Linked DNA regions of Homo sapiens: region 2 is linked to region 1. The links are chromatin contacts, found by Hi-C in ENCODE. All regions are on one chromosome and are shown on one strand. The core of a region is the stretch at or near the end of the contact, and the rest is flanking DNA. Distances in the headings are between cores, read along the strand shown.

What was found. A loop is a pair of places that touch in the nucleus more often than their neighbours do. Pooled maps may share reads with other maps.
Region 2: a pooled map shows a loop between it and region 1 (2.4-fold over the local background). The contact joins two enhancer-like sites. A Hi-C loop is called at or near these places in 2 of 37 single-sample maps with no recorded cell type and 1 of 50 pooled maps.

Annotation. Positions count from the first base shown.
Region 1 is chr18:31,267,528-31,271,562 of GRCh38, reverse strand. No RefSeq gene overlaps it. Among named protein-coding and RNA genes, the nearest start is that of DSG1, 49 kb to the left of the region's middle. RefSeq lists an enhancer at 3,243-3,362. Within about 2 kb of position 2,372, at least 2 of the 41 ENCODE cell types and tissues checked have a DNase peak (open chromatin) inside an H3K27ac peak, as active enhancers do.
Region 2 is chr18:31,633,051-31,637,381 of GRCh38, reverse strand. The region is part of intron 5 of B4GALT6 (beta-1,4-galactosyltransferase 6); the gene reads left to right. Among named protein-coding and RNA genes, the nearest start is that of TTR, 43 kb to the right of the region's middle. RefSeq lists an enhancer at 3,656-3,895. Within about 2 kb of position 2,926, at least 3 of the 41 ENCODE cell types and tissues checked have a DNase peak (open chromatin) inside an H3K27ac peak, as active enhancers do.

The DNA.
Region 1 (4,035 bases), core at 1,123-3,622:
GGTTTGTTGGATGTAATGAATTGAAGAATTGGCCCCACAACTGCTTTTCACAGTTTTTGTTGATGAGTAAAGTTGTTTGCTAGGTAGGTTTTTTTAGAAATCAATTTATTTTCAATCACCAAAATCACATACCCGAGTAGGATGTGAGACCCAAATATATCATTTACAACTGGAATTTTCAGGATTTGGTCTGAGACTCTTCAACTATTCCTACAGTACAGCTCTAAAGCCATATGGTCACCCATTAGAAAACTAAAATAAAAAGATGGAAAATGTCAAGAGTTATTAAAAATGTAGAGCAGTTGGAGCTCTCGTACATTACAATTAAAATATAAATTGATAGAAATACTTTGGAAAATTATTTGGCACTATCTAGTAAAACACAGGAACATATACATAACCTATGGCTTAGCAATTCCACCTATCCCTTTCAGAAGTGAATAATATACACACTGAAAGACACATATAAGCATATCCATAGCAGGACTATTAATAATGTCCCCAAACTAGAAACTATTCAAACGTCCATCGTTAAAGCAAACTAAATATGTCCTGAGAATGGCTCCATACTTCTATATTTGAGTCATCGTGGATGAACAGTAATCTAACTTAATAGGTAGACAAGATTGAAAACCTAATTTAGGAGTATGGGCCTGTAACAATCGCTGAGTCTTGGCCAATCCCAGCAGCCTTACTTCAACCACTCAAACGCTGCCAAGTGTTCAAACTGTGTTCAAATAAGGCAAAGGCCAACCTGTAACCAATTCAGCTGTTTCTGTACCTCACTTTGGATTTCTGTACATCACTTCCCTTTTTTTTGTCTATGAATTTGTTCTGACCTTGAGGCATCCCTGGAGTCTCCCTGAATTTGCAGTGATTCTGAGGGCTGCTTGACTCACAAATTGTTCATTGTTCAATAAAACTACTTTAAATTTAATTTGGCCGAAGTTTTTCTTTTAACATCATCAATAATAGGTTGAATAATACATTACAGCACATTCATATAATGGAATACTATAGAGCAATGAGAATAACCAACTCAGAACAATCCCAAAATATGTGGATGAATCAGACTAACATACTATTGAGTGGAAGAAGCTATATGTCACAAAGGAGAACATATAGCATTATTTCATTTATTTAATGTAAACAAACAAAAACCAAAAAACAAAAACAGGCAAAACTTTGTTATCAGTATTCATGCCAGTGGTGACATTTGGAGAGTTAGTGATGGCTGGCCTTCTAGTAATGTTCTAGATCATGATTAAGGAGCTGGTTACATGGGTCTAGTTACCTGGTAAAAATTTATTGAGGCATATGCCTATAACAGGTGCACTTTTCCACATTTTATGTTAATTTTAGAAGTAATTAAACTTACTCTATGAGTTTGGACAGAGCTTCTTCTAAATTTGCTTTTATAAAGAGCTTTTTGAATCCCTTTAGAACTGACTAAAAGAAGGCGGCCAGAAAAATACACTGCAATGTCCTTGTCTTAAGTTCAAGACACTGCTGTGTCCAGAGGCATCACATTCTCTCTTCTCTGTCTGGAAGGGCAATTAATTCTAAGCCTGCCTCCCTGAAGTTTGAAGAAAAAAAAATAGTCCTTTCCCTAAGGTTTAGTGTTCTAACAGTATCAGGAGAACCCGGCCATAAACTCCAATGTTTCCCTGGCTTATCTCTTGCTGAGCTGGGGGACCTTTATGTCAACGAATTCCTCCGACACCATAGGTAGATTCAAGGAGGTCAAGCACCCTGGGCTGCTTAAAGAAAAATTAACACCAGCTTTTATCTACCAATTGTAGAAACTAAGAGTTTACTTTGCATCCATGTATTCTTATTTCCTTGTACTGGATGTTTACAGAGGAGAGTCAATATTCTAATGGGGAGTTTTTCACTTTCGGTGTGACAAGCCTGTTCTACCCATGGGCAAAGGAGGTTAGCTTGGGGTAGTTCTGCTTTGCCTCTCCGTTCTCTGTTCGTTTTGGCAAAAAACTGCATATGGACCTTTATTTTGAAGAAGGAATCAGGAAACATGTAAATGCATCTCAATTGCAAAGTATCTAAAATTTTCCAGGAAGATGATACTGAATAATTACACAAATTCTTGACTGCTAATGTTTTTACTGTGTTACTTTAGTGAAGCACCAGAAATGAGCTTGATGCTGTCATGATTCACTTATTATCACATCCCATGAGATGAGGAAGAGTTTAAAACACAGTTGGTGTCATTTTTGCTTTCAATGATAATTAAATTATGTGTTTGTTGCCCTTTCATGTGAAAGTCAGCTTGCTGGCAAGAACTAGTGTTTTCACTTTACTTGGTTTATGGCAAAGCTCCAACTCCTCGCTCAGTAGTCACTGATATTTCCTTTGTCTCAGGTGTCCACATCTCCTCCACTTGGCAGATGATCTCAGACCAGCTCTCCTTTTATTCATGACAACATTTTACTGCTTCTTCCTCCATGTTACTTTCCAAATTTATTTCCACCTTACTACTTCAGTCAACAAGATTTTTTTCCCCAGGTCTCTTGATCATCTCTCTCTCTCTGTCTCTCTTTCCTTTGCTCTCTCTCTCTTATTCCAAACATTATCTTTTATAATCAGATAATCTCCTGATTATCCTTTTTCCCCATTGGCCATATCCCTTAATTTTATTCTGATGCAATTATTGATCACTTATATGAACCCTTCCATTGCTTTTTGCATTTCTACTTTTATTTCTTTCTTATTTCTTTCACATTCCCATACTAGTCAGTCATGCCTGTTTTCTCCTTTTTTTACTTTTCTCTCTTCTATTCTATCACTTATGCTGAAGTTATCCCATATCCAGTTTAAAACAGGTTCCTCATTATTTTTCTTATATCTTCTCTTCCATAAGCTCTATTTGGCAAAATATATAATAAAGCAGACCAGTTCTTCTCTCTCCATACCCGCATCTGAATCTATGATAATGCTTGTGCAGTCGTACTACTTTGTCTATATTAGCTGAGGAATTTAAGACAAATCTTTTATACAATTTTAATTTACTTATCCCAAATATATATAAAAAATTTATTGGATGAACATGTTGAGAATTTTGGGTTTTCAATTTCAGTAAAGTGCATAGAACTTTTCCGGTCTTCACTTTCTATTTTTCCTGTACTCTGTAACATCTGGCTAAATCATGACTTTAGCCATTTCCCATCCTCCCAGAGTCTGTGTTGTGGCTGCTTCTGTGACTTCACAGTCCTGGTGCTTTTCTTCAACCTCTGGGAAATACCCCAGGAAAGTCCCTTAATATTCACTAGGTTCACAGCATCAGAAACTGCAGAGAGAAGGACAGAGGTGAAAAAAAGAAAGAAAAAAAAAAGGAAGAAAATAATCATATGCAGAAGAGTATGGGAAAGAGAAAGAAAGAAATGGAAAGAAAGAAAACATGAAAATGCAACAGGAATAGAGACAAAAATTCTGGTTGGGAAAACTCTGAAGAAAAAATAATGCTGAGATTACATCTGTTGCCTTCCAGGGAGTTTATCTTTGCTTAACCGTGGGTTAGCTGGCTGGCAAGTTACCATTTACAAAGAAGCAACATGTCTCTGAACCTATGAAATAAAGGGTTTCATTATTTTTCTGAGAAACATTTGCTTCTACAGCAATCTAATTTGGTATATGCATAATGATGAATGGGCACTAAAATCTAAATAGGGAGGTTATTGACCAAACACTGTAGAATTTAGATGTTTATCTTCATTTTTAGAGATGGAATAACAAAGAAGTGATGGAATCAAAATTATTATGACGGGGGAAAGCACATCTCATTTTGAAGGAAAATACCTAGGTTCAAAATAACTCTGTTGACCAATGATACAACTATTTCTTGCTATTAGAGTCCCTGATCACAAAGTACAGATGTGGAAACTTGGCTTTTAAAAATAATGATAACAGCCACAACCACCTGTGTAGTGCATTACAGTTTCAAAAGTAAATCATCAAACTATATTTTATTGTCAGATAAGAAAAGTTTGTGGGGTTTTATTTCAAAGTAACTGTGAAGTG
Region 2 (4,331 bases), core at 1,677-4,176, 370 kb before region 1:
GCATGGAAGACTAAACTATGTGATGCCCAAGATCCCTTCCAAATTTGAGATTCTATGATTCTTTTAGAAGAGAGAACCAGGTGGAGAATGGAATTTTAAAATATTGTCAAAAAAGCTTATTCGTTTTGTTTCTGAACAGATGCTATCAAAGCTGAATAAATCATAATTCTTTAACATAGTTAATTTAAATAGAGTTGAAATGACCTTGACTTACTTTTTGTAGTCTTTGTTTAAAGGCTATAAAGTGTAAATATAAAGAATTTGGCCTGGCATGGTGGCTCACACCTGTAATCCCAGCACTTTGGGAGGCTGATGTGGGTGGATCACATGGTCAGGAGTTCAAGACCAGCCTGGCCAAGATGGTGAAACCTCGTCTCTACTAAAAATACAAAAATTAGCCGGGCATGGTGGCAGGCACCTGTAATCCCAGCTACTTGGGAAGCTGAGGCAGGGAAGTGCTTGAACCTGGGAGATGGAGGTTGCAGTGAGCCAAGATTGCGCCACTGCGCTTCAGCCTGGGCGGCAGAGCGAGACTGTATCTCAAAAAATAAAAATAAAAATAAAAATAAATTGAAAAAAAGAATTTAATTTTCTACATTATTTCTAAACATGGATAGAGTGATGTTTTGGAAACCTAAAAAAGATCTGATAACACTTAAAGACCAGTTCTCCATAGCAGCTTGTATCACTTTTGGTATTGTCACCTCATATTTAAGTGTATGTGATAGATGGTAATTTTCTGTTAATGTATACTGACCTTTCCAATTGCTTTACATCATTGCCAGCACTTGGTATGGTTTGTCTTTTTAATTTTAGCCATTTAGTGGGTCTGTGGTAGTATCTTATTTCCCTGATGATTAATGTTGATGATCTTTTCATGCACTTATTTGCTTCCCACATACCTTCTATGGTGAAGTTTCTGTTCAGATCTTTTTCTCATATTTTAATTGGGTTGTCTTTGTTTTTACTGAGTTGTAAGAATTATTTATGTATTTTAAATACAAGTCTTTTGTAAGACATAAGTTTTGCAAATATAGTCTATGGCTTGCCTTTTTATTCTTTTGACTGTTTTTTGAAAAGTTTTAAATTTTGATGAAGTCCAATGTATTGATTTTTGTTTTTATAGCTTGGGCTTTTTGTATTATATTTGAGAAATTGTTCTGTATGATTTTCTCTTTCTTCCAGAAACTTAATAGTTTTAGCTCTTACACTTAGGCTAATCATTGAGTTAATCTTTAGATATGATATGAGCTAAGAGTGAAGTTTCGTTTAGTTGTTTCATCACCACTTGTTGCAAAGACTGTTTTCGCCATTGAATTGCTTTAGCATCTTTGTTGAAAATCACTTAATATATACACGTCATATGTATGCAGGTCTTTTTCTGGTCTCTGTGTTCCATTGACTCTGCTTGTCAGTTTCTACTAAAAGGTCTGCTAGGCTTTATTTCCTTAGTTTTGAATAGGTAAGTAACAGTATAAATGATAGACAAAGTTACCTGGCTTGTATTATTAGATACTTTTATCTTCTCTCTTTTGGTAGAAAATACTCAAAAAAGTTTTTTTTTGAGACAGAGTCTGCCTCTGTCGCCCAGGCTGGAGTGCGATAGCACGATCTCAGCTCACTGCAACTTCTGCCTCCCAGGTTCAAGCGATTCTCCTGTCTCAGCCTCTCGAGTAGCTGGAATTACAGGCACCCACCATCATGCCTGGCTTATTTTTGGAAAATACTCAAATTTTTATTCCTAAAATGGTTATAGTTTCTCCAGTTCCTTTATTCTAAATCTGCCTTTTTGTTTTGTTTTGTTTTTTGTTTTGTTTCTCACTCTCAGCTTTTTACCTCTGCTTTTTCTCCGTGGAAATGCTTGGTATTTAATATAACATACCATACTTCTGTGTGTATAAATCATTCTTTAAGTTTTGTGCCTTATGTACTTTTTAATGTAACAATCTGTACTGTGAAATCTGACTTGTTTTACCTAACAAGTGGAAATTCTCATCTACTTTCATGGAGCTGTAGTTGTAGATTTCTAGATCAGTTTTACTGATCTAGGAAAGTGCTAGTTTCCTTTGTGTAAACTTCAATTCCCCATAATGTGTGGAGAGGTGAGAGAGCTGTCTCTGGTTTTTTTTTTTTTTGTTTGTTTGTTTGTTTTGTGATGGAGTCTCGCTCTGTCGCCAGGCTGGAGTGCAGTGGCGTGATCTCGGCTCACTGCAACCTCTGCCTCCTGGGTTCAAGTGATTCTCGTGCCTCAGCCTCCCGAGTAACTGGGATTACAGGCATGTGCCACCACACCCAGCTAATTTTTGTATTTTTAGTAGAGACAGGGTTGGCCAGGATGGTCTCGATCTCCTGACCTTGTGATCCACCCTCCTCGGCCTCCCAAAGTGCTGGGACTACAGGCATGAGTCACTGCAGCCTGTCTCTGTTTTTAAAGGCATATGGTCCTGAGAATTCAGCACCAGTTATTTGGTGTATGTGATGAAACAATCTTTGCAAGGCAACTAAGGTCTGCGTTTTTATTTTCAAACCTTTTAAGTCTTAATCTCAGGCTTGATCAATATTAATTCAGGACTGTGTATTTGATAGAGTGAGATTTTGAGCTAGAAACATCTTCACCATATTTGAAATAGAAAAGTAATTTTTCTGCTAGACAGGTACCCAGGGAGTGCTAAGCAGTTGAAGAGCAGCTCAGGAATTCTAGTTAAATATAGAGGATGGACATGGGTTCACTGCTTCTTTCCAAACTCCTAAAATGAGAGTGAAAGAAGAAAACTTTTGAAAAGTTATTAAACCTCAAGGACAGAAAGTCGTGGGTGAGAGATTTTCACACGTTTCGGTTAAGTCAGGAAGCAGATGGAGTGCTGATGCCTAGCAGAACAGAGGATGTGCAAACCCACATGCTTGTAGAGGGTGATGTGACAAGACTAGAGTCAATTTGCTGGACACACCTCTGTCTCAGTGCTGTCACAGAAGGTAGGCTGAAGCACTGCACTAAAGTAAGGAGATTGTTTAAAAGTTTGACTACAAAACAGCCACATTCCCAGTTGCTCATCTTTACTTGTACTGCCAGGTCATTACTCTGTTGTATCTTGTAGAAACTTTTTCCAGTTTATCCTGTGGAAAAAGTGTAGCAGGAAGCTGCTGAGAGTGCTGACGCACCTGTGTGGTAGGGCATAAAACCGGGGGGTTGAGTAAATCTGCATGCTGACCCTAGGGACCCCAGGCCTTTCCCCGTCTGGCCTTTTGAAGCCAACAGCCAGGTGTGAATCTCCCCACCCCTCCAGCTGTGGCAGGGCATAGTGGTGTCTTCGCTAGAGAAATGAATTATCTCCAGGAAAAAGAGTCCAGATCTGATATTTGAAGGTCTCCAAAAGAAAAGGCCAGCCTGTCACTTTATCAGGTCCCTGCAGCCCGGTTTCATTTATTCAACAAAAGGGATGTGGCAGTGAACAAACCAGACAAGTCCCCTTCTTTTGCTGGCCCAGAAGGACCGGCAGTAGTAAATCATTCTGCAGTGTCTCCATGGCACTCAGGGTAGAGAGTGGTAAGGGCAGGTAGTGGTGCTCTTTTCTGCAGAGCATTTGGGGAAGGCCTCTCTGGGGAGGTGAGATCAGAGCATCCTGGAATGATGTAAAGGAGCACGCCATGCTGTTGTAGAGGCTGTGCACTCTGGAGAAGGCAGGAGAATACTTGGTGTGTTTGAGCAAAGAGGTCGATGTTGCCAGAGCAGCCGGCTGAGGAACATTCTGGGGAGGAAATCAGAGAAGCAAATAAGGAAGTGCAGGGTGAGGGCTTGGATTATCCTGTGTTAGGTAGATTAAGTCACTCTTCTACATAAAACCTTCAGATGACACTGGATAAAGTGATGTTTTAGAAACCGAAAGAAGGTCTGATAACACTTGAAGACCAGTTCTCCATGCCAGCTTGTACCACTTTTGGTATTGTTACCTCATATTTCACATTTAAATGTATGTGATAGGTGGTAGTTTTATATTAATGTATGCTGACCTAATGTAAGTCTCTCCTCCGCTTAAAACCCCCCACTGCCTTCTGGAGGTTCTTAAGTAGAGGAGCAACTTTATCGCTGGTGTGTTCCTCTCGACGTCCACCTGCTTGTGTCTCTTCCTGCCAGGATCTCAGGGCTTTCATAGGCAAAGGATGAGGGATACTGGGAATTCTAGGAAAAATGACCAATGATTATGAATCAGAAACCTATGAACATTCTCAGCAATACTGGGAAATTTTTTTTTCCTGGAATTTTTTACCCAGCCAAATTGACAAATGTGAGAGTAGACTAATGGCATTTTCAGTCCTTAATTGGCTAAAAGTGT